Regions from separate parts of the Homo sapiens genome. Here regions 2 and 3 are each linked to region 1. The links are chromatin loops, found by intact Hi-C in ENCODE. Cell type or tissue: endothelial cell of umbilical vein. All regions are shown on one strand.

Evidence for each region. A loop is a pair of places that touch in the nucleus more often than their neighbours do. Peaks named below come from ENCODE experiments on the same cell type or tissue, not always from the same donor. Only the 100,000 strongest peaks of a DNase experiment are listed, where the experiment ranks them.
Region 2: a loop joins it to region 1, with 9 times the contacts of the local background. A loop is called at or near these places in 2 of 110 quality-filtered maps.
Region 3: it touches region 1 in a loop (3-fold over the local background); 2 of 110 quality-filtered maps call a loop at or near these places.

What each region holds. Positions count from the first base shown.
Region 1 is chr6:148,141,763-148,149,762 of GRCh38, reverse strand. No RefSeq gene overlaps it. Among named protein-coding and RNA genes, the nearest start is that of SASH1, 200 kb to the left of the region's middle. RefSeq lists an enhancer at 2,133-3,332. In endothelial cell of umbilical vein, a CTCF peak has its summit at 4,644 (motif pointing left); DNase peaks (open chromatin) are centred at 2,862 and 4,622; H3K27ac peaks cover 3,132 bases.
Region 2 is chr6:148,016,349-148,024,348 of GRCh38, reverse strand. LOC124901423 (a long non-coding RNA gene) reads right to left here. Exons shown (of 2, transcript XR_007059804.1): 2 at 1-5,571. Among named protein-coding and RNA genes, the nearest start is that of SASH1, 320 kb to the left of the region's middle. In endothelial cell of umbilical vein, no CTCF peak of the experiment used is centred here; DNase peaks (open chromatin) are centred at 2,418 and 3,038; H3K4me3 peaks cover 261 bases; H3K27ac peaks cover 1,748 bases.
Region 3 is chr6:148,086,296-148,094,295 of GRCh38, reverse strand. No RefSeq gene overlaps it. Among named protein-coding and RNA genes, the nearest start is that of SASH1, 250 kb to the left of the region's middle. In endothelial cell of umbilical vein, no CTCF peak of the experiment used is centred here; a DNase peak (open chromatin) is centred at 3,745; H3K27ac peaks cover 996 bases.

The sequences.
Region 1 (8,000 bases):
TGTGTCTTTATTAGCAGCAAGAAAACAGACTAATACAGCCATCCCGATTGGAACAGGTCAGAAGATTTCTTCAACATGGTAAAGATAATAGACTACTTAATAGGCTTGAACATTGTGAAAGGAGATTTACACAATTGGGGGACATTTGGGAATTAAATTCATGATGGTCATATAGAAAAATAAATGAATCAAACAAAAGTTAATTGTTAATTTTAGGGAAAGCCCAACATTGCACAGAAAAAAAAGTAATTGTAGTATCATGTTGTACCACATGGCTAGGCTGTGAATAGTGTTCATATGGTCATAATTATGTAAACTCCAGCTAATGATCTACCCAAAATATGATCTAACCCTGCTGAGAGGAGGGGGAAGGTGGGAAATGTATGAAGAGTGAAATTCTCATATTCCAAAGACAGAAGAAAATAGGTATTTTCTAAATCTGAAAAAAACCAATTAGTAACAAAATAGGCATACAATGTAAAGATATTTAGGTAAGCATTTTAAAAAATCCGTTGAGAAAGTTGAATGCAATTGCCTCCAGGGAGCAGAAAATTGTGGTGAGTGTTGGGTAGAAACTGATGTTTTTTATGTCAAGACGGGATGCTATTAGCTACTTTATGTGTTTGTGAAACTTGGATAAAATAACAACTAAGTTAAAAAATAAGTAACAAAAGAATATACACAGTATTACATATTTTATAAAGTATAAAGCCAAACAGTATATTGTTTAGCGACACATACATAGGTGCATGGGAAACCATAAAGGTAATGAAAAAATGAATGACAAAGTGGATGGAAATTTTTTTAAAAACATACAAACCAACAACAACAGGATATAGCAATTAGCTGGGGCAGAGGGATAAGAATGGAGAGGGAACTCTCAGAAAATCGCAACAGTGTGGGTAATGTTCTGCTTCTTAAGTGGAGTAATGGGTTCATTTTTTTTTTATAATTCTGCTTTGTAATTTGAGCATATATAAATTTATATATACTATATATAAAATGTATATGTATCGAACATTTTATGAAAACAAAAGATGTTGTCTTTATAAAATGCATTAATGAAAACCTATAGAATATTGATCGTCTTTTAATCTATAGCTTGATTTCAACTTTTAGCAGTAAATTTAGAAAGTTCACAGAGATGATCATTATGTGTAATGAGCATCAGGACTTATTATAGGTCAATTGACATCAAGAACTTAATGATATGGGGATTTTCCATATTGCAGTTAAAACTATTTAACAAAAAAAGAATTCTCAACTTTTCTTCCTTTGAACTACTAGAGAATTATTGATGTTTATGGTCTTCGTCTTTATTTGGGTTCTACTTGAGATTAATTGTGGCCTGCCCCACACTTTACCTAACTGCTTTTTATGTTAACCTAAGCTACCCCAATACCCATTAGCACTGAGTGCCATTAGCAGTGATATTACCTCCTTGACTACTCATGCTGAACTCACGTGTAATAACAATGAGGTAGGCTATTAGGAAGAATTCGTCTTACACAGCACGACTGAAAAACACTTCTAAGTCTTCCCCAAGTGATATAAAATGCACCAAAAGTTATAACAAGAGAACATCCAATCTCCATAAATGGCTCTATTTGTCAGTAGCTTTATTTTCAATACCAATTGTTGGAAAGTAATGTACTTCTATCCACGTTTCAAACTGTACTTACTGGTAACTAATTTGCACAGCCTGAGAGATATTTATTTGGGATGACATTGAACTGAGCTTTCAATATTTCTGATCTCCATCTTCTCTTTGGATAGGCCATCTCTGACAGAGCAAGAGTCAAAAAATATGTATTTGAAATCTGCTGATTGTCATTTGGTTGCAGTGCTTTATTTGGAAAAACTACTTCCAGGAACTGTGTTGGGATGCCAAAGCTGACTAGACTGCACCTTTGCCTTTAACATTACAGATTTTAAAAAAAGTTAAAAAAACAAAAAACCCTCATTTTTTTCAAGCAATATCCCATATACTTACAGTCCAACTGATATTTATTGACTATCTCTGACATGAATAGCTCTAATAAGTTATTTTCCTATTCGATGACACAAAGGGATGAAACAACCAAAACAGCTGTCAGATTAAGAATGCTGTTGTCACCATCAATTAAATCCCTTTGCTAGATAGCTCTGACCACGCACCTGTTTCCTTTCCTTTTCCTTTTTTTTTTTTAAATGGAGAGCTACTCTCCCCCCCTTCCCCTTCTCCTTGTATTGAAAGAAAGGCAGGAGGGGAAAGGGACGATAATTTAGCTGAAGGTCAACTAGGGCACCTGCTAATGGCTCCCTCTCCTCCCATCACTGATTGCCTGAAAATAGGAAATCAGCCCAAATCTATTGTTGTGATCAGGGAGCAAAAGCTGTAATGCTGGTGAGTGAGCACGTGCTTCTTCCTGCCTCTTTTTCCTTCGAAGAAAAATGATTACTACATTTAACTGACACACTGTAGAGCAAATCCCTTCTTTAGAGCTCATCAGTCTGAAGGGTGATGGGGATGCGGCCCAGAAGAACTGGTCTCCCCTGATGAAAACACCTGCTGCCAGAGCCGCCCACCGCCTCTTTCCTCTCGCTTCCCTCACGTTTCCATGGTTCAAGGTGATCCTTAAAACCATGGATGAAGTGTGAGGCTTGCAATGTGTCAGCACCTAAAAGTGGGTACGCTAGGGTATCCTGGATTTTCCTGTGTTTGGGAGAATAATCAGCGATGACTCAGTTCTAAGAGCAGGCCAGACCCATGATGGGGAGAGAAAAAGCAACTGTGAGAAGCTGATGGTGTCCCAGCCTGCATCCAGTCTGACCCTTGTCTGTCCTTCCAGACAGGATATGAGCAAAGTTACCTAGCAGCACCAGCGGGAACTGAGCCAATGAAAACCCCCTGCCCTGCTGCATTCTAATTTCACAGGTGCCCCCGCCTTCCGGGCACAACAGGAAATGAGTCAAGGCAATGATGATAATGAGAGGAAGAAAAAAAGTGCTTCCTCTGTACAAAATGCTTACACACAGGTAATCTCATCTTTTAATTGACTTCTTCCTCAATGCAAAGCAGGTTATTGTCCTTATCTTTAAGAATGAAGACATAGATTTTCTGAGAGAGGTGAAGGTGATGTATGAGGTCACATGAAGGTCACAGCTAGGAGCTGACTCAGCTCATGACACCTCTCGGAAGACGGGGAAATTTCCAACTGAACTTTTTGTAGTTAATACTTGAAAACTTTTGCCTCTCATGAGACTAGGTTTTTTTGAATATTATTTTAAAATGTTTTATTTCCTGACAGTATACAATCTTTATGGTAGGTAATATATTCTTAGAGATGCCAAGAAAAAAAAATTATTATCACCATCTACAAACCACTGTGAATTTTTGTGCTTCCATGGGATACTAAGAGTCAAAGACTTTTTATATTTTTAAATCTATCATTTACCTTTTAGCAAGTATCTGGTTAGTAACTTGGCATAATGTTTTACTCTCTTCATTTTTTTTTTTTAAGAGACAGTCTTGCTCTCTCACTCTGATGGGAGTTCAGTGGCACTATCATAGCTCACTGCAGCCTCGAACTCCTGGGCTCAAGCAATTCCTCCTACTTCAGCCTCCTGAGTGGCGGGGACTACAGTAGTGCGCCACCAGGCTAATTGTTTTATTTTTTGGAGATACAGCATCTCTCTATGTTGCCCAGGCTGGTCTCGAACTCCTGGCCTCAAGCAATCCTCCTGCCTCAGCCTACCAAAGTGTTGGGATTACAGGTGTGAACCACCGTACCCAATCTCTTTTTCATTTATTAAATGAAATTAATCAAATTTACCTGATTTGAAAATTTGAAAACAATAAACTGCTAAGCATACCTGTATTTTGGCTTTAGTTTAAAAAGTGAAAGATGGCAAATGTTTCTTCAATTAAAAATGCAGTCACAATATAAGCATAAAATAACTCATATAACATATTAGGACTACCCAGGAAACAACATATGCAATAAAAAAAATAGTGACAAATATAGAAATACTGAATTTGTAAGGTCATTCAACTTTTTGTACTCCAGCAGCAACAGATTATGAACTGGTTTTATTAAGCACTGTAGCCCCAATAATTAATTTAAAGGTTGCAGCTAGCACAGTGTCTGGCCCAAATAAAGTATTGAGTTAATATATGTTCCCTGATTAGCTTGCTTCAACTGCTTCACAAAGTTTACTTACATTGAAAAATCATGTTGTACCTAATAAATACATCGAATTTTTATGTCAACTATACCTTTTAAAGTATTATACATATATAGTCTCTAAATAATAACTAAATGAGCTGGTGTTATAATGAATCTGTTTCATGATTTTGAATTATTTTACAATAACGGTAACGGAATTCTTAAAGTCTTTAGCAAAATAAACATACGTTCATTCTGTACCTATTTTTGGATCTATAAATCATGAAGTAAAAAGTATTCAGGCCACTCAAATGACATATAATTGGACATAAAGCCTGTGGTAGCATGATTTTAATTTTAGGAGAAATTAGTCTCTCTGTAGACTTTATTCTTATGAAACACTCTCCTATTTCGTTTTTCCTTTTCTTCTATTCCTCCCAGTCGCTGCTCTTAGACATCATCAATGTGCTTGTGTGTATAAAAGGCCGTGGCTCCATTGCGCCCCCTGGTGTGAAGTGTTTGTTCCACCAGAACTCCGAATGTCCAGAATTCCATCTCCATTTTGCTTTGAAACATTGAGTTGACTATTAATATGACCATATTAATGTGATCAAAATAAAAAAGCAACAAAACAAAATTGAGAGAGGACCCTAACCTCTGAGCTCCATCTTCCACCACCAAGTCAATTTTAGTCCATTCACAAGGCTTCAAAAGATTTTAAAAAATACACTGTGTAATGATTCAGGCCTCTATATAGGTGGTAAATGGCAAAGTGCCCATCATCACTTTTTTCTGGACTCATAACTAAGTTATACTATCTCAGGCCCTAGCACAGAATCAAACATAATCTCACATTAGACCCACTCAGTACAATTTTATGAGACATTCTTTCTTGCAGACACCAAGCCAGCCCACAAATATCACAAACTGTGTAAAATACATTCATTTTTATTCTGATGTGATATTCCATATTATGGACTATTTTGTTACTTTAGATTTGTTGCTCTCAGTGGTGATATTATCCAGTTGATGATTTGATTTTCTTTTTGTTCTCATAGCCCCAGATGGACTACAAATACAATATAATCAGTCCCTAACATACGAGTGAGCAGTGTTCCTAAAGTGTATATATAACTTAGTCATTTGGAACTCAAAATACATTTTCCCACAGAAAAAAATTTAAAATATGATAATTCGTTTCCAAGGGTAACCCCTAAAATCAATTTAACCCAGATTGAATTGGAAATATTTTACTAACAGTACCATTTCTACTAAAGTTGGCCAACCATTTATAAAATTATTTGTCCAGGAAAATGAATTCTGAGGTTTACCTTAGGACTACCAGAAACACTCCTCTCTTTCAGAGAAGTAGAAAGACCATCTGGCTTCTGACTGGGGGGCTGCAGGGGGTCTGGCTGGAGTGACCACGCAGATACTCTTTAAGGGCTGGCATGTGCATGGGTGAGGAGAAAAAGGCAGAATTCATACCATTTCCCCAAATCACTACCCGGCCTCTGTCCTACTGTATGGGAAGAACGCTCAGTATTAGATGATTTCGCATTTAGGAGCACGTAAATCCTTCAGCTGAAAGATGCCACGGCATCTACTGTGCTTTCAGGGACTCTCCCCAGACACACAGTGAGAAAGGGATTATGAAATGTAGGAGAAAGCACGCACCCACTCACTTATCAGCACACTCAGTGATCCCTGTGATATTACAGCTACTCTGACAGGTGCTGGGGATACAGAGGATAGAGATGGATAAGGAACTGTCCCTGTCCAACGGGCTCACATTCTAAGCAGGAGTGACAGATATCTATCTAAAGGGTGGTCTGCAAGCATAATAGAAAACACAAGCAAGCATTGTGTTGTAACTTCAGGGGGCTTACATGATAGCTGGGGATACATAATCAACAACCAAAAATTAAATCGGAATAAAGAACATAATATTTCAGATGTCACAAAGGAAACTAGAAGCAAGAGGTGAGGGAATAGTGTACCCTGTTCCTTGACCATAGAACCCCCCTTTTCCCATGGAATATCTTACATCACTCAGAACATAACTGTGACATGAAAGAAAACTCAAGGATATTTGAGTGTGGAAAATAAGTAGTATAAATCCAAGAGAGGGAGAAACTTTTAATTAAGCCATGCTAGGTTAACCCCTGTGCTTATCTTTGCTTCTGTCCAAATTTCTCTAAAAAGGTAATAAAGATAACAAAAATAATGGAAGTACACAAGGGATAAGAGAGAATGAGAGAGCAGACAAGGTGATTAAATTCTGAAACATGGACAGCTGAACGCAGGGAGTAACAGACAGAGCAGAGAGAAGAAACCCAAAACTCAAGGCTGGTAGTGGAGTGTCAACAAGAAATTATGTGTTTTGCACCAAAGAACTCCAGCATGTCCTAGGAATTGGAAGCCACAGGTGCCCGGAGTTGAAATGGAACTCGCTGAATTGGTGCAGTTGAACCCTCCATCCTCCTTCCCCAGCCAGTCCCTTCAGCTCCCAGGGGAAGCAGGTTTACTTGCTGGAGAGGAGGAATCACAGAGGCTGTGGAAATGGGAAGGAGACAGGTCATGCAAACACAGGAGTTGGGAGAAGGTATGTCCTTCCCACCTCTGTGCCCCATTTGCATCTCAGAACATTGTCTGACAACTACTAATCTGAGTTGATAACCTCTATTCAGGGGAGGTTAGAGTGTTTTACTCAGGGGCAATGGATCAGCAAGGGGATGGGGGGGATTAATACTTGGGGTCTTCCAAAGCAATGTCTAGGTCCACTGGTAAGACATGAAGTTCATTTGTGCACAAAGAGCATCTGATCAGAATTTTAACACTTCTCTCTTAGACACAAATGGGCTATTAAGGTCATGGGACTTGTGAGAAAACTCCAAAACATTAGATGGAACTCAGAGGAAACAGATTAATTCAGAGAGCAGAAAAAAATTTCCTAAAGGATTATCGTTAGTGTCCTTACGAAGTTATAAGAGGAAAGCATTCATTAACAAAAAGGAGAAAGAAACAAAAAGCACACAACAATAAGAAAGAGCTCTTAGAAATTTCAAAAGAAGAGAAGAAACTAGAAGAATTGTAATGATTCCAATACACACAAAAAGACAAACGTTTAAGGTAATGGATAAACTGGTTATCCTGATTTGATCATTATACATTGTACCCAAGTATCAAAATATCAGACACCCACAAAATATGTACAATTGTAACATATCAATTAAGTTTTTTAAAAAGAAATGAAAACACTAATAATAATAAAAAAATTTAAAACTTTAATAGAAAAGCTGGATGACAAAGTTTAGTATATGTTCTAGAAAGTAAAACAAAAAAGTCACGCTGGGCGCTTTGGCTCATGCCTGTAATCCCAGCACTTAGGGAGGCCGAGGTGGGTGGATCACCTGAGGTCAGGAGTTCAAGACCAGCCTGGCCAACATGGTGAAACCCCGTCTCTACTAAAAATACAAAAATTAGCCAGGCATGGTGGCAGGTGCTTGTAATCCTAGCTACTCAGGAGGCTGAGGCAGGGGAATAGCTTGAACCTGGGAGGTGGAGGTTGCAGTGAACCAAGATTGCACCATTGCACTGCACTCCAGCCTGGGTGACAGAGCAAGACTCCAAAAAAAAAAAAAAAAAAAAAAAAGCCGAAAAGATGAAAAATAGGGGAGAAGAGAAGAGATGAGAAAACTAGAATACCATAGATGAGATATGATCATATATCTAACTAACAGGAGTTTCAAAAAGCCAGATAAAGAAGAGAGAAGAAACTTACGAGGAACAGGAATTTATAGATTGAATGAGCCCACACAAGAGTAGCACAATAAATAAGAAAAATTCATA
Region 2 (8,000 bases), 130 kb after region 1:
TACAATTCTATTCAGCAACAAAACATTACATTGATATTACTGACACATGCCACAGCAGGGTGAATCTCAAAAGCATGATGTGAGAGAAAGAAGCCAGGTACAAAAAGCACAAAAGGGATTCATTCTTTCTGTTCCTGCCTGTCTCTGTCTTTGTCCCCCTCTGTCTCTGTCTCTGTTTCTCTCTCTGTGTGTCTCTTTCTCTCTCTCAGTGGTCGCTAAAATCTTAGAGAGATGAGGAACGAACTGAGAAGGCACATGAAGAAACTTCTGGAGATGCTGGGAAGTTTGATATCTTGTCTGCATGGTGATATCATGAATGTATACAACTGTCAAAATGATCAAACTGTACACTCTAAAGGGATACAATGGATGGTGTTAAATTGTAGCTCAAGAAGGGTGACTAAAAACATAAAAGAGGAAACAACAAAACTTTAAAAAACATACATAAGCTTTAACTACGAAGTATGAGTGAATCCTACGGCCTTTATAATGGTCATAAAATAGCTCATATGGTAAAGCAAATGTGCTCAAGTTCGGCTGCCTACAGTATAACTTTGGTTGAGCAATGTTCTCATTTTCTCTGTATCTCAGTTGGTATCTATTAAAAAGGAGTATGCTAACAGTACTTACTTCATAAAGTTGTGAGAATTAATGAGAAAATGCATGTGAAGTATTTCTCAGTAATTAAGTACCATTCTCTTCAGTAACTGCTGAGGGAATCAAAACACATATTTAATGCTGAGGAAAACTTAGTTATAAAGATATCGAATAAAATTCAGCTTATAGAGGTTAAGAAAATATGGCATAATCAAACATAATTGATTTAGATTTAAAGTGGTTAAAATGCCCCTGTAAAAATCATTTCATCCCTGTCGTTCTTATAACATCCTTACTCTTTCATCAATTTCTAATTTGGTCATTGCAAAACTTACTTAATTTCTTTCTCTCCAACTCAGAAGTTTCATGAAACAAAATATACCAGAAGTAGCCATTGGCTCACACAGTACCAGACACCTAGAAGATGCTCAGTAAATAGGCATTAATCAGATGAACGGAGGTTGGCTAATTAATGGGGCACCTAGAAGATGCTTAGTAAATAGGCACTAATTAAATGGATGGGGGATGGCTAATTCATGGGCTGCTGTATGACTGAGCACGGAAGTGTGTGGTATATTGCAATGATTTACATTTTTATTTTCATTTCTAAGCTGTGAACCCCATTCATCACTAGAAACCTTACCAAAAATTCTGATAGGTAAAACAGGCAAACCGAGCTCTGTGCTGCATGCCGCTGTTAGGGAAAGCAGGAGCCTAGGGGAACCAGACTGCTGCCATTTTAAAATCAACTTCATTTTCAAACTAGCAAGGTACATTTCTTGCCAGTCACGACCCATGGTCCTAAGATGCTTATAGTTGAGGAAGCAGCCTAAAGATACCTACAAGGACATGCTCTCACAATAATGGAGAATCCAGATGTCCCAATACCCATAACGATAATAAGCTTTCAAGATAACAAGTTATGTTTTGATATACTCACATACTAAAATGTCAAGGATAGACTGGCGCCAGGCACGGTGGCTGGCGCCTGTAATACCCGCACTTTGGGAGGCCGAGGCGGGTGGATCACCTGAGGTCAGGAGTTCAGGACCAGCCTGGCCAACATGGTGAAACCCCGTCTCTACTAAAAATACAAAAAAATCAGCCGGGCGTGGTGGCGTGCCTCTGTAGTCCCAGCTACTCGGGAGGCTGAGGCATGAGAATTACTTGAACCCAGGAGGCAGAGGTTGCAGTGAGCCCAGATCGCAGCACTGCACTCCAGCCTGGGTAACAGGGCTAGACACCGTCTCAAATAAATAAATAAATAAGTAAATAAATAAATAAATAAATAAAATGTCAAGGGTAGTTTTCTTTAAATCAGTAGAATAATATATTTTGTCATGTCATCTTCTCACTCTTACATAGTCACAGCTTAGTTTAGTCTTTACATAGAGAAGACCCCTATATAAGAAAAACTTAAAGATGGTGCATTCCTCTGCTTGTTTTCTCAGGATGCCCTACTCTGTAATCGGTAACTTTCAATAAACTATCTCTTCCCACTACCAGGCATTCCTCTTCTTCCTTTCTGAGGGCATTCTACTCCATAGAGCAGTTTTTAATAAACTTGCCTCTTTCACTGCCCTTTGTGACTCACCTTGAATGCCCTCCTGCGTGAGATCCAAGAACACTCTCTAGGGGTCTGGATTGAGAGTTAACACTGCCTCCCACCTCCACTCCACCTATCTTCCAGTGGCAGTCACGAAAAATCTTCTCAATATGCAGTGGGCAGGACCTGCAAGGAGTCACGAAGGACTGACAGGAATTTCACAAGGGAAAAGGGAAAGACTGATTGGAGTGGGAAATACACATACAGGATGCCAGGCAAAGCCTGGGCGGAAGGGGCGGGGCTTCGTTTAAAGTGCTTTTCAAACATGCTCCTTGACTTCCTGTTTCTCTCTGCAGTCTGTTTTCTACCTTCCAAAGCCTAGAGCTTCCCAGAACCATTTCTCCTCTGGGTCCTTTCCTGACCATGCCAGGAAAAGGAAATTTCTCCTGACATTGCACCTTCATGGCACTTACTGCACTTCATCAAAGCTAGAAATGCCATAAATTGTAAGACACACCATTATTTCACACACCATTAAGAGAAAATGTTGCCAGTTAAACTATGACGGTATTTTTGTTTTTTAATGACTTGAAATTCCTATTCTAACTTACTGAATGAGCTGCTCTAGGATTATTTAGACATGGAAGATGTGCAACTGGTGATTATGAATTTGACTTCTTTAATACCTTTAGCATTGACAACATACTTCAAGAGCACCAAGGTTTAATTAACATAACCTTGTAATTTCATTTTTTTTTCCCTGACTGAATCACACGTGGCTGGAAGTTAGATGGCTTTGTTCAGTCAGCAGGAAGTTCAGTGGAATTTCAGTGCTTTAATGTTAAGTCCTGCACAATGAATGAACTGGTAACACCAGCTTCCTGGCACTTTGACATTTCCTTCATCTAGTGGCAGATTGTATTTTCCAAATACAGCTGCAACAACATCTCCTAGACCATATGTTCTAGAAACTTGCTACTTTCCAATCAAGAGGTGAAGTTAATTCCCCTCCTCCAGAATCTGGATGGCTTCTGAATCTCTTGGAAACCAACGGAATGCAGCAGAAGTGACTCTATGTGACACTGGAAGCTGGGTCATAAAAGATTTGGCTTCGACCTTGCTCATGGGTCACCAGCTCTAGCTCTTGAAGCTTTTGGCTTCCATGTAAACAGTTCAGCTAATCTGGGTCTGCCAAGTTATATCAAAGCCCAAAGTAGTCCATGCAGAGAGATCACAGGAAGAGGCTTGGTGGCTACAGAAAGACAGAAAGATGCCTGACCTGCTTCCAGCTGCTTCAGCCCCCCCACTGTCCCATCTCCAGACACGTCAAACTGCAACTGGATGACAGACATTAAGCTGGAACTTTGCAGGCAAGCCCTTTCTTAGCCTGACCCATGGAGAATGTGAGAGATGATAAAATTATTAGGATTGTTTTGGAGTAATTTGTTGTGTAGCAAGAGGTAACTGGAATACACCTATTTCCAGGAATTTGGCAATTTCTCCTCCCTTTAGGTGCACTGTTTGATCTGTGCTAGGCAATCCTTTCCAGTTGTCTCAGGAACAGACATAACTGGCTGCATCTATTTGTTGGCACAGGTTATGCAAAACACTTGGGTTGCTGCTTCACAAAAACATATGGACTTGTGATCACATTTACTTCATTGATACAAATATTTCCTCTATTAACATATCATACATGCCTTGCAGCACTATTTCCATTCCTTTATGTATGTAATAACTTTTTTCAATGAGAAACCATACAGTACTTTTCTTAGAAGATATTTTAAATGGCACTATAACTCACGATATCCACAGTGAGCATAAGTCATGCAGAGAGGACGATCGGGTCAAGGCCAATTTCTAGAATATGCAATCACAACTACATTTTGAAGACTACCTCGCCATCAGTGGAAAAAGATGCCACCCATTTAAAGACACATCCCAAATGTGAGGCATTAAAATACGAGACTTTAGAATTAGAGTGAAGGAAGTATGGCCCTCTCCGTTCCTCTCTCATGGCAGGTATCATATATGATTTTTGCCTCCTACTCTAGGTATTTGCGTACATCAACGTCAAAAGCGTGATTTGAAACATTCTGTTTATCTCCCAGTTTCAACTTCATCCTTTGAGCACTGCCTTCTATGGGGAATCCTTCAATCATCCAGAGAGGTTCCATGTTAATATCACACTTTGTGACCTCAAATCCTAAGATCTGATGCATAGACCTTTTGGGGGCAATTCTTCGCTCACTTCTCACTGGCTGTGAGTTTCATTCCCTACAGTGACTGTTCCAAACCTTCCCTGGTCTTCATAATTTCCCAAGATCATTCCTACCAACTAGAGAATTGAATAGTAAGATATCAGAGGGGTAAGAACCAAGATTTGGTGGAAAACAATGTTGAATTTGCAGACTTTTACTAAGCAACTGAATATCTTTCTGGAAGGGCTGTAGTAAGGAGTAGGTAAAAGTTATATGCAAAATGTTTGACATCAGAGTGCCTAAGGATAGTAACGTTAGTCTTAGTTTTCCTTATATTACCTCCTATTTTGCAGAAAGGATAAAGACAATTTCTTTCAATTGTTCTCCATTTCATCTAAAAATTCATCTGTATCTACATTTACTCCACCTATCTTCATTGCCTCTTGTCTCATAAAGAATATCCCCGTTCTCCTGAGAGTGTGACTTGAACACCATAGTGGCTTAGTTTCTTCATAGACAGATTACAGGTAATGGAACTACCCACTTCCAGGGTTGTTCATTAGAATGTAATGAGTAGATACATCTTAAAACTTCAGGTCGTTTCCTGGCACAGGTTAAGTACTAAATGTTAACAAGTAATCTTAGCATCTTGAATTTCTCATACTTTCCTCTAGTGGTCAACAGGCCCTGCTTAGATAAATATAAGTTGTTTGAGGTGGAGAGTGGGAGTGGATATGGTGCTTTCAGGTTTGAGTGTGTGCAGTATTAGAAAGAAGAACGAGAGAGTTGGAAATGAAGCTAAAACGATTTCTGTCATTAAATTAGGACAGATCATTTCTTCAGGTTACTGGTTTCATCATTGTTTTTCCTTAGTCTTTGTTTTTGGAAAACCTGATGGAAATTGTACCTTGAATAAACAAGTTAACAAATATTTATGGATTAACTGAATATATAATTTGCTTTCACATGAGAGTCAATGGAAAAGCAGAGTTCAAACATAGAATTTCACTTTAGTCAACTTTCAAGGGGTCATTTTTTTTAATTTGCAGAACAAATTCCATGAATAATAGGACTTGGTCCAGGCTCCTAACCATCTTTCATCCTTGGGTGTATCCATCGGCCTAGGAACACCTAACACCACGTGATGTTTAATCCTACAGCAAACCATCGACACTTTCAGCTTGAATGATCATGTATCACTTAGTTTTCAAGGTACCACCTTCACTTCTAAGGATAAAACAAAATCCAAATGTTAGATTTATTTTTTTTCCAAATATTGATAAACTTTATAAAAAGGTTTAAAAAATCTTTCATTATTAATTCATTAGCTTACTTCATTCATTTTTCTTGTTCCTTTGGACTTGACTAACGTGGGTTTAAACCCATTGTTGCTCCCTTATGGAAGTTATTTTACCTTACTGGGTAACTGTTTTCTTCACATATCAGATACTGTTTAAGAGGCAGTTTTGAAGATTAAATGAGATAAGGTTGAAAGCAGGTAAAAGGGTACCTGGAACATAATAAGTGATTTAACAAAGCTTAATTTAATGGCAAACTCCCCTGATTCCTCTTGACATTTTTTTTTCTTTTCATATGGGGGCTGGCCTATAAAGAGAATTTAATTCTGTCATCTGGGCATTTTATCTTCTTAGTCTCCCAGCTTTAAGAGATTAAAAGGGTTTTTAAACATTGACGTTGCTGGAATTTTATTTACAGTTCATATCTGTTTAATTTTTAATACTCCATGGATGTGTGGAAATATTTTTTTCCTCCCTTTCTTTTTAGAAAAGAATTTCCCCCAGGTTATCCTCCATTAAAAGATATGCTTTAGATAATCTTTTCTGGAGACAGGATAGAAACCATATCCATGCAGATATTAACTAGATTGACAAAGTTGTTGAGATTACTGTAAAGTACACTCTAAATTTATATACTAAACTCCTGGAGTATCTAAGTCATTGTTAGTCATTGTTCATATTTATTTTAAATAAAAAATCCTTCTGGATTGTGTAAGAAAAATCAGTAACTGTATTAACAAAATACAGTTGAAGGCCTCCAACAGGACAGTGGAGAGATCATCTCCATGTAGTGAAGACCAAGCGTGGTGTGGACCATGGTCCCAATTGTTATATCCACAATTCACCAGTGCCATGACCATCTCTCCTTAATCACACTTGACATCTTTCTGCTGACTTCCAGGGCGTGAGGCTTTATAATCAAAATGCTAACTCAGAAGAGCTAGGCAGTCCCTTCCTTAATAACTTGTGACCTAGCTCAGACATTTATATAAGACCTTGTTAGAGGCCTTGTTAGAGTGATAGAAAAACATAAGGCTATAACATCACACACACACACACACACACACCCACACACACCCACCCCAGGGTAAGCGCTCAGCTCTTTCGTCTCTTTCACACAGGCCCATTTTCTCTGTTTCAGTTTAATTCAAGTGCATCTACCTCTTCTCCACTGTTGACACCAGAAAACTCCCTTCCATATGCCCTTGTGGAACTCACTATACTTCGTTCAACAAACGTTCAGTGACTACCTGCTATGTGTCCAGAATAAATTAAGAATACAGTTTATGCCCTTTATCTTCTTGAATCACATTTTCTCCTGTCTTATGCTACTCTTTGGTTCAGAAATTCGCTAATGCCATGGTTCATATGTTTCAGAACATTGATTTACATTTCTTACATTCATATAGACAATATTTAGCATTAATAATTCAGCTATTAGTACGTGCTTCTGTATACAACAAAGGCAAATAATTTGTCTGTAAATAAAGTGTGATTTGACTAAGGTGTTTGGAATCCACAGTTGGGCACAGCACTAGGTAGGTGGCCTAAGGCACACAAAAAAGCACTGATTTCAAACCCTGGCCTTGCCATTAAGCAGCCAAGGAGATTGGAGTAAGTTATGTAGTTTCACTAGACTTCCGTTTCTTTACATGTAACATGACTGGTTTGCCAGATGATCTTTCTGGACCTTAGCTCTAAAAAATTAGATTCGACCATGTGTCTTATGTTTTGGTATTGCACTGAAAATATAAAATAAGAGACTGATATGGTTTGACTCTGTCCCCACCCAAATCTCTTCTTGAATTGTAGCTCCTGTGATTTCCACGTGTCATGAGAGGGACCTGGTGGGAGGTAATTGAATCATGGGGCCAAGTATTTCCCGTGCTGTTCTCGTGATAGTGAATAAGTCTCACGAGAACTGATGGTCTTATAAAGGGGAGTTCCCTTACACAAGCTCTTTCTGCCTGTCACCATGTAAGATGTGATTTTGCTCTTCCTTTGCCTTCTGCCGTGATTGTGAGGCCTCCTCAGCCATGTGGAACTGCGAGTCAATTAAACCTCTTTCCTTTATAAATTAGCCAGTCTCGGGTGTGTCTTTATTAGCAGCGTGAGAACAGGCTAATACAGAGACACTTCATGAGTCAAAGTTTTCAGAAATGATGATTGGCTGCTGAGTTGCTCAGTTACATTTATTAGTCCAACACCACGTGCTTTAAATAGGACTCAGCACCCAGTGGGGATTAGCATGTGCCTTAGTTTGAGAATCTGAACTCAAGTCATTTGTTAAGAAAGTGCTCCCAGGAGAAACTGAGAAGCAAGTCTGAGACGTTGAATAAGGAATGGAAGAAGCCAACC
Region 3 (8,000 bases), 55 kb after region 1:
CTGCTTATGTTGTGTATCACATTTATTGACATGTCTATGTTGAATCATGCTTGCATCCCAGGGACAAACCTCAATTGATTATGGTGTATGATTCTTTCATATACTGTTGAATTTGGCTTGCTATTATTTTGTTAAGGATTTTTGCATCCATGTTCATCAGGGATATTGGCCTGCAGTTTTCTTTTTTTGTAGTGTTCTTGTCTGTCTTTGGTAATGCTGACCTTGTAAAATGCGTTTGGAAGTGTTCCCATTCTCCTCAATTTTTTTGAAGAGTTTGAGAAGACTTGCTATTACTTATTCTTTAAATGTTTGAAAGAATTCAGTAGTGAAGCCACCTGGTCCTCACTTTTTCTTTTTTGAGAGATTTTTGATTGGTGATTTAACCTCCTTATTAGTGGTACCTTCAGATTTTCTATTTCTTCATGATTCATTCTCGATAGGATGTATGTATCTAGGAATTCATTCATTTCTTCTAGGTTATCCAATTTGCTTATATATAGTTGTTCATAGTAGTCTCTTATCCTTTGTATTTCTGTGATATCAGTTGTAATCTCTCCTCTTTTCTTACTTTATGTATTTGAGACTTTTCTTATTTTTTTCTTAGTCTAGCTAACGGCTTGTCAATTCTGTTTTTCAAAACATGTCAATTCTGTTTTTCAAAACACCAATTGTTAGTTTTCTTGACCTTTTCTATTGTTTTTCTAGTCTTTATTTATTTCTGCTCCAATCTTTGTTATTTTCTTCTTTCTGCTAACTTTGGGCTTAGTTTGTTCTTCTTTCTCTGGTTTCTTAAAGTTAGGTTGTTATTTGAGATCTTTCTTTTTGCTTAATGTAGGTGTTTATTACAATAATCTTCCCTTTTAGAACTGCTTTTGCCTCATCTCATAAGTTTTGGTATGTTAAGTTTCTATTTTCATTTGGTTCAATTTTTAAAAAATTTTCTTTCAATTTCTTCTTTTACTCATTGGTTGTTCAGAAATATGTTGTTTACTTTCCTTATATTTGTGAATTTTCCAGTTTTCCTCCTGTTATTGATTTCTAGTTTCTTACTTTTGTGGTTGGAAGAGATAATTGTTATGATTTCAATATTTTTGAGTTTGTTAAGGCTTCTTTTGTAGACTAATATATTGCTATAAACTGAAAGTTTATGCCTCCCTACATTTCACATGTTAAAATGTAATAATCAATACATTTTATGATATGATATGATAATTAGGAGCCAGGGCCTTTTGGAGGTGACTAGGTCATGAGGTGGAGCCCTCATGAATGGGATTAGTGTCCTTATATAAGAAGCTCTTGCCCCTTCCATTAGTGAGGACAGCTGTCCATGAGCCAATAAGCGGACCCTCACTAGACAGTAAATCTTCTGCCACCTTTATCTTGAACTTCCCAGCCTCCAGAACTGTGAGAAATACATTTCTGTTGTTTAAAAGCCATTTAGTTTATGGCATTTTGTTATAGCAGCCCAAAAGGGCTAAGACACATATAAGGATCCTGGAGAATGTTCTATGTGTGCTTGACATGCATGTGTACTCTGATGCTGTTAGATGAAATGTTCTGTATATGTATGTTCAGTCCATTTGGTCTAAAGTATAGTTGAAGTCCAATGTTTCCTTATTAATTTTTTTGACTGCATGATCTTCCCATTGTTGAAAGTGGGGTATTGAAGTCCTCTACTATTATTGTATTGCTTTCTATTTCTCCCTTCAGATACATTAAAACTGCTTTTATATTTAGATGCTCTGATGTTAGATGTATATAAACTTATTATATCCTCTTGATGAAATTATCCCTTTATTATTATATATCGACCTTCTTGGTTTCTTGTTTCAATTTTTGACTTAAGCTCTTTTTTGTCTGATATTAGTATAGTTACCCTGTTCTCTTTTGGTTTCCATTTGCATGGAGTATCTTTTCCTATTCCTTCACATAAACCTAGGTGTAACTTGAAGTTAGAGTGAGTCTCTTCTAGGTAGCAGATTAAAAAAAAAAATCCATTTAGCCATTCTTTGTCTTTCAAATGGAGAATTTAGCTCATTTACACTTAAAGTAATTATTGATATGAAAAGACTTACTACTGACATTTTAGTAATCCTTTTCTGACTGTTTTGTAGTTCTTACTTATATTCCTTTCTTCTTCTCTTGCTATTTTCCTTTGTGATTTGATGATTTTTTAAAAAAATACTGTATGTTTTGATTATCTTTATATTTTGTGGTCTACTATAGGTTTTTGTTTCGTGGTTACCATGGGGCTTGCATATAACATATTATAGTTATAAAGTGTATTTTAAGCTTATAACAACTTAACTTCAATTGCATACAACAACTCTCCACTTTTACTTTCTCATTTTATGTTTTTAATGTCAGACTTTACTTCTTTTTATATTGTGTATCCATTAACAAATTATTGTAGCTATAGTTATTTTTAATACTTTTGTATTTTAACTGTTATACTAGAGCTAAAAGTGATTTATACATCATCATTACAGTATTAGAGTATTCTGAATTTGACTGTACTTACTTACTCTTACTTACCTTGACCAATGATGTTATTAATTAGTGTCTTCTCATTTCAGCTTGAAGAACTCCCTTTATCATTTTTTGTAAGTCAAGTCTAGTGGTGATGAACTCCTTCAGCTTTTGTTTGTCTGGAAAAATGTTTATTTTTCCTTCATTTCTGAAGGACAGCTTTGCTAGATAAAGTATTTCTGGTTGGCATTTTTTTTTCTTTTAGCACTTTGACTATATCATCCCACTCTTTCCTGGTCTGCTGGGGTTTCTGCTAAGAAATCTTCTGACAGTCTAATGAAGGTCTCCTTGCATGTGATAGGTCTCTTTTCATACTACTTTCAAAATCCATCATCTTTGCTTTTTGACATTTGATTATAATATGTCTTGGTGAAGTTTTTTTTGGCTTGAACCTGTTTGGGAACCTTTGGGCCTCATGTATCTGGATGTCCATATTTCACTGCACTTGGAAAAATTTTAGCTATGATTTCTTTAAATAAACTTATTTTCCTTCCTCTCTTTATTCTCATTTGGAGACTCCTATAATGCATATATTCTTTTGTTTGGTGGTGACTTGTAAATCCCATAAGCTTTCTTTGTTCAATTCTTTTTTCTTCTTTTCTCCTTTGACTGCATAATTTCAAGTGACCTGTCTTTGAGTCCACAAATTCTGTCTTTTGTTTGATCAAGTCTGTTGTTGCCTCTCTATTGCATTTTTTATTTCATTCATTGTGTCCAAGAGTTTGTTTAGTTAATTATTTCTGTTTCTTTGTTAAACTTCTTGGCTGGGTGTGGTGGCTCATGCCTGTAATCCCAGCACTTTGGGAGGCCAAGGCGGGTGGATCACTTGAGGTCAGGAGTTTGCGACCAGTCTGACCAACATGGTGAAACCCTGTCTCTACTAAAAATACAAAAATTAGCCAAGCGTGGTGGTGGGCACCTGTAATCCCAGCTACTTGGGAGGCTGAGGCAGGAGAATCGCTTGAACCTGGGAGGAGGAGGTTGCAGTGAGCTGAGATCATGCTACTGCATTCCAGCCTGGGTTACAGAGTGAGACTCTATCTCCGAAAAAACAAAACAAAACAAAGCTTCTCATTTTGCTTATGTACTTTTTCTGATTTTTTTTTTTAGTTGTCTGTGCTTCTCTTATAGCTCACTGAGCCTTCTTTAAACAATGATTTTTGAATACTACTGTCAAGCAATTCATAAATCTTCCTTTCTTTGGGGTTAGTTATGGGAAATTTATTGTGTTCCATTGATGATATCATGTTTCCTTAGTTTTTCATGTTCCTTGAAGTTTTGTACTGCTGTCTTTGCATTTAAATAAGCAGTCACTTCCTCTAATTCTTACTGACTGGCTTAGGGAGAGAAATAACTTGGCCAGTCAGCCCAGCTAGGTATTCTCTGGATCCCTCCCTCCCTTCCTTCCTTTTCGCTTTCTTCCTTCCTTTCTGTGTCTCTCTCTTTCTTCGTTTCTCTCTCTTTCTTCCTCTCTCTGTCTCTCTCTTTCTTGTGAAAAGGCCTTGCACTGTTGCCCAGGCTGGAGTGCAGTGGTGTAATCATGGCTCACTGCAGCCTTGACCTCCTGGGCTCAAGCAATCCTCATGCCTCAGCCTCTGGAGTAGCTGGAACTATAGACACACACCACCACACCCAGTTAATTAAAAAAAACATTTTTTTGTAGATACAGGGTCTCAGTAGGTTGCTCAGGCTGGTCTCAAACTCTTGGGCTCAAGTGATCCTCCTGCCTTGGCTTTCCAAAATACCGAGATTACAGGCATGAACCACTGTACATAGTCTCAGACCTTTGCTATGGATGCATCCAACCCACTCTCATCTTCTCTTTCGTATCTTAAGATTGTATGCCTTCTCACAGTCTCACTGAGTCACAGTGGATGCTCAGTGCCTCTGCTTTTTTCCTCAGGGTGATGCCCTAGGGAAAAAAATGCTCAAGTTTATGTGCCTTCTCCCAGTCTTGCAGAGGCAAGCTGGCTGATTGTGCAGGCTCCCAAGCCATCTGCAAAGGCTCACACTCACTGTGCATTGGGAGGAAGACTGGAGGGGATGAGAGGGAAATGCACAGGGATCCAGTCACAGAGTGTGTGTGAAGGTGAGCCATGACAAACATTGGAAGTCCTCATGGGGACATTTGGAGTGGGTGTGCTGTTGAGGCATCCCAAATGGCTTTTAAGTGGACTACCTGATGGAATCTGAGAAGACGGTTAGTAGGTTACATGGCCCTTTGTTGAGTTTCCTGGTTAGTTGCTGTGAATCCCTTCCTCTCTTCCCTGCTCCCAGGCTCCCCCAGCTACTCAGTTATGCTGATTTTTTTTCAGTATTCTGGGTGGGGCAAGAAAGAGATAGGCCTCTTGAGTGCATCCTGCACAGCTGGGAAGGCCGGGAGCTCATTCACTATGCTTTTTACTTCCCTTCATGGGAGAAACTTGTGGACCACGTGGGTCTCTCTTGTCACTGACCTATGCCAAATTGGGGGAGGAGTAATGTGGGTAAAATGAAACTGTTCTTCTTACCTTCTTCAGTGCATCACTTCTTAGATTTTTGGTCCAAGAACATGCTGAAGCTTCTCTGGACTCTCAGACTCCCACAAAGTTAATCTTTTTCATGGGTGGCTGTCTAAATTGGTGCACTGTAGGGAGATGAGGGTAGAAAGCTCCTATATTCCTCCATTTTGCTGACATTACTCCTCTGGAACACTTGACATTACAAAGATGGCAATATGCTCTAAATTCCTCTACAGATTCAATGCAATCCTTATAAAAATACTGACTGCCTTTTTTTGCATAAAATAATAACCTGATCCTAAGATTTGTATAGAAATGCAAGGAACCCAAATAGCCAAAATAATCTTGAAAAAGAACAAAGATGAAGCACTCACACTTCCAAACTTTAAAACTTATTATAAAACTACAGTAATTAAGACTCTGTGATACTGACATAAGGATAGGCATATAAATCAATAGAATACAATTAAGAGTCCAGAAATAAGCCCATACATTTGTGGTTTATTGATTTCAACAAAGTGGTTATAATAGCCAAAAATTGAAAAAATCCAAATGTTCATCAACTTATTAAACAAAATGTGACATATCCACACAATGGAATTTTTTGACAACAAAAAGAAATGCAGTACTGATACATGCTATGACACAGATGAAACTCAAAGACATTATGCAAAGAGAAAGAAGCCAGTCACAAAATATCACATATTATATGACCCCATTTATATGACATGTCTGGAATAGGCAAATGTACAGAGAAAAGTAGGTTAGTCATTACCTAGGATTTGGGACTAAGTGAGGGGAGAATGGGCAGTGATTATTTTGGGGAGAGGATGATGAAATTGTTCTAAAATTAGGTTACAGTGACAGGTATGCAACTTTGCGAATATTCTAAAAACCTTTGAATTGTACACTTTAAAAAGGTGAACTTTATGGTATGTAGATTACAGTTCAATAAATCTGTTAAAAAGTTGAAAGAAGCATTTTCTTATCACTGATGTGTCCTAGGTAGGCATGGTTACTTCCCTGGCATTTATGGTTACTTTACTGCCATTTTCGGTTAATATGGTCAATTCAGATGGTTAAATGTTCCCCGTTCATACCTAACCCTCCATAACTATAAGAAAGGCATGACTACCCAGACATGAAAACTCTACACTCCACAGGATTCTCAACTTAGTCCACTAAAAAAAAGTTTAAGCTGCTCTTTATATTATCTTCATTTCCTGTAATGAAACACTTGTTTTATTCTAGCCAAACAACTCCTAGGTACTCATGAACTCCATTCATTTTCTTCTTTTCTCACTCTTGCTCTCACTCTCTTCTCCCCTTCAAAGTAATATCCATTTCCCAAGTATAGAAATCCAGTCTTTAAGAAAAGTTACTCTTATTTATTACTATGATGATGTCATCTCTACCCTCCTTAAATCTACCCTCCTTAGAAATACACTGAACATAAACTATATGCCAGACTCTGATTACCACTGAGGATCCAAAGACAAATGACACAAATTTCTGGCTGGAAGAAGCTTTCAATCTAAGTGACGTGACAGATACGTGTACATGCACTCAACGAGTATATGACAACATAAAACAATGCAACAGGTGCAGAAGAGGAGTATAATTACTTTCAATCAGAAGAGATGGAAAGGCCTCCAAATTCAAACAGATGTTTGTAAATCTGTCATACTGTCAGTTGACTTCAAAGCTTTACAAGATATCATGAATCAAATTCCAAAGTTAAAGAACAAAATATAGGACTTAATAGTTGATCCCTTTTCATAAATGGAACCTACTAGTTAATTTCATATTCATGTGGACCCTATAAATATTAATAGGATTAGGTTATAAGATGGGATTCCAATAAAAGGAACCAAAAGAATGTGAGGACGCTAAAAATGAAACTAACATTTTAAAGAGTGAGTATTTCTGAATCACAAAATGACACTCTTTTATAGCCAAAACCTCCAAATCAAATAAAAACCAAATCAAACCAAAACAAACAGTACTCTACCTCCAAATAGATAAATGTGGTGTTTCTTAAGGCTTGATCTTCTCACTGTCTACAGGATTCCTGTACAATTCATGGTCACTGTGACAGTGACCCTTTGAGCTACCCTCGAAGACACTGAGAACCAAGAAGGAAGATTGGCTGTATGGCGCCATGCTCGTAGGAACTTTGACTAGTTCTTTAGTTGATGGTGTCACTCCACACTCTCTGTTGCACATTTTGATGTGTACTTTGGCATTGCATGAATGGCTCTCTTCCAAAACCTGGAATCTTGAGTCAGTTTTTGAGCTTTTTCATGTATAAGGATCATCCTAACACAATAGACAAAACAAAGTGAGATGGAAAGCAAAGAGTTTCTTTTTTTGGGATCTGAGGTAGCAAATCCCCACTTCCTCATATGGCAAATGATGATACATCTCCTGGATTTTGCTCTCCACAGGACTTGACCTTAATTAGTCTCCTGGCCCTTGAGGATTTTCCTGAATCACCCATCACTCTTTCCACTTGAATCTATCTGGTGCAAGACACCTATTCTACTGATCTTTGCATCCACAAAGGGTGCCCATCATCATCTTCATTCTTAGTCAGATTCTTGGTCCCTTTTCTTCTTGCACAGCCTTGTTCAGCCCAGAATGACATCTCCCTCATAGGAATTTAACTTTCCAGTGTTCTGTTATGCGCTTGGTTCATGTCTGTTTAGTGAATGAATAAACCAATTCTATCATTTTTTAAAGAATTTATGTAAAGACAAATAGAATAGTTGTTCTCCAGTTCATTTATTAGTCAGCTGTCTGTCAGTTATATCACTATTCCTAGGACCCAAATAGAATGGGTAAAATTCCAACTTTAAAAACCTGCAGGATGAGAGAAAATGAAATCTGCTACTATCTTTTAATGTTTTTAAACTGATAGGTAATAAGAAAGTTACCAAAATCAGAATCAATCTAAAATATTTTTTTTCC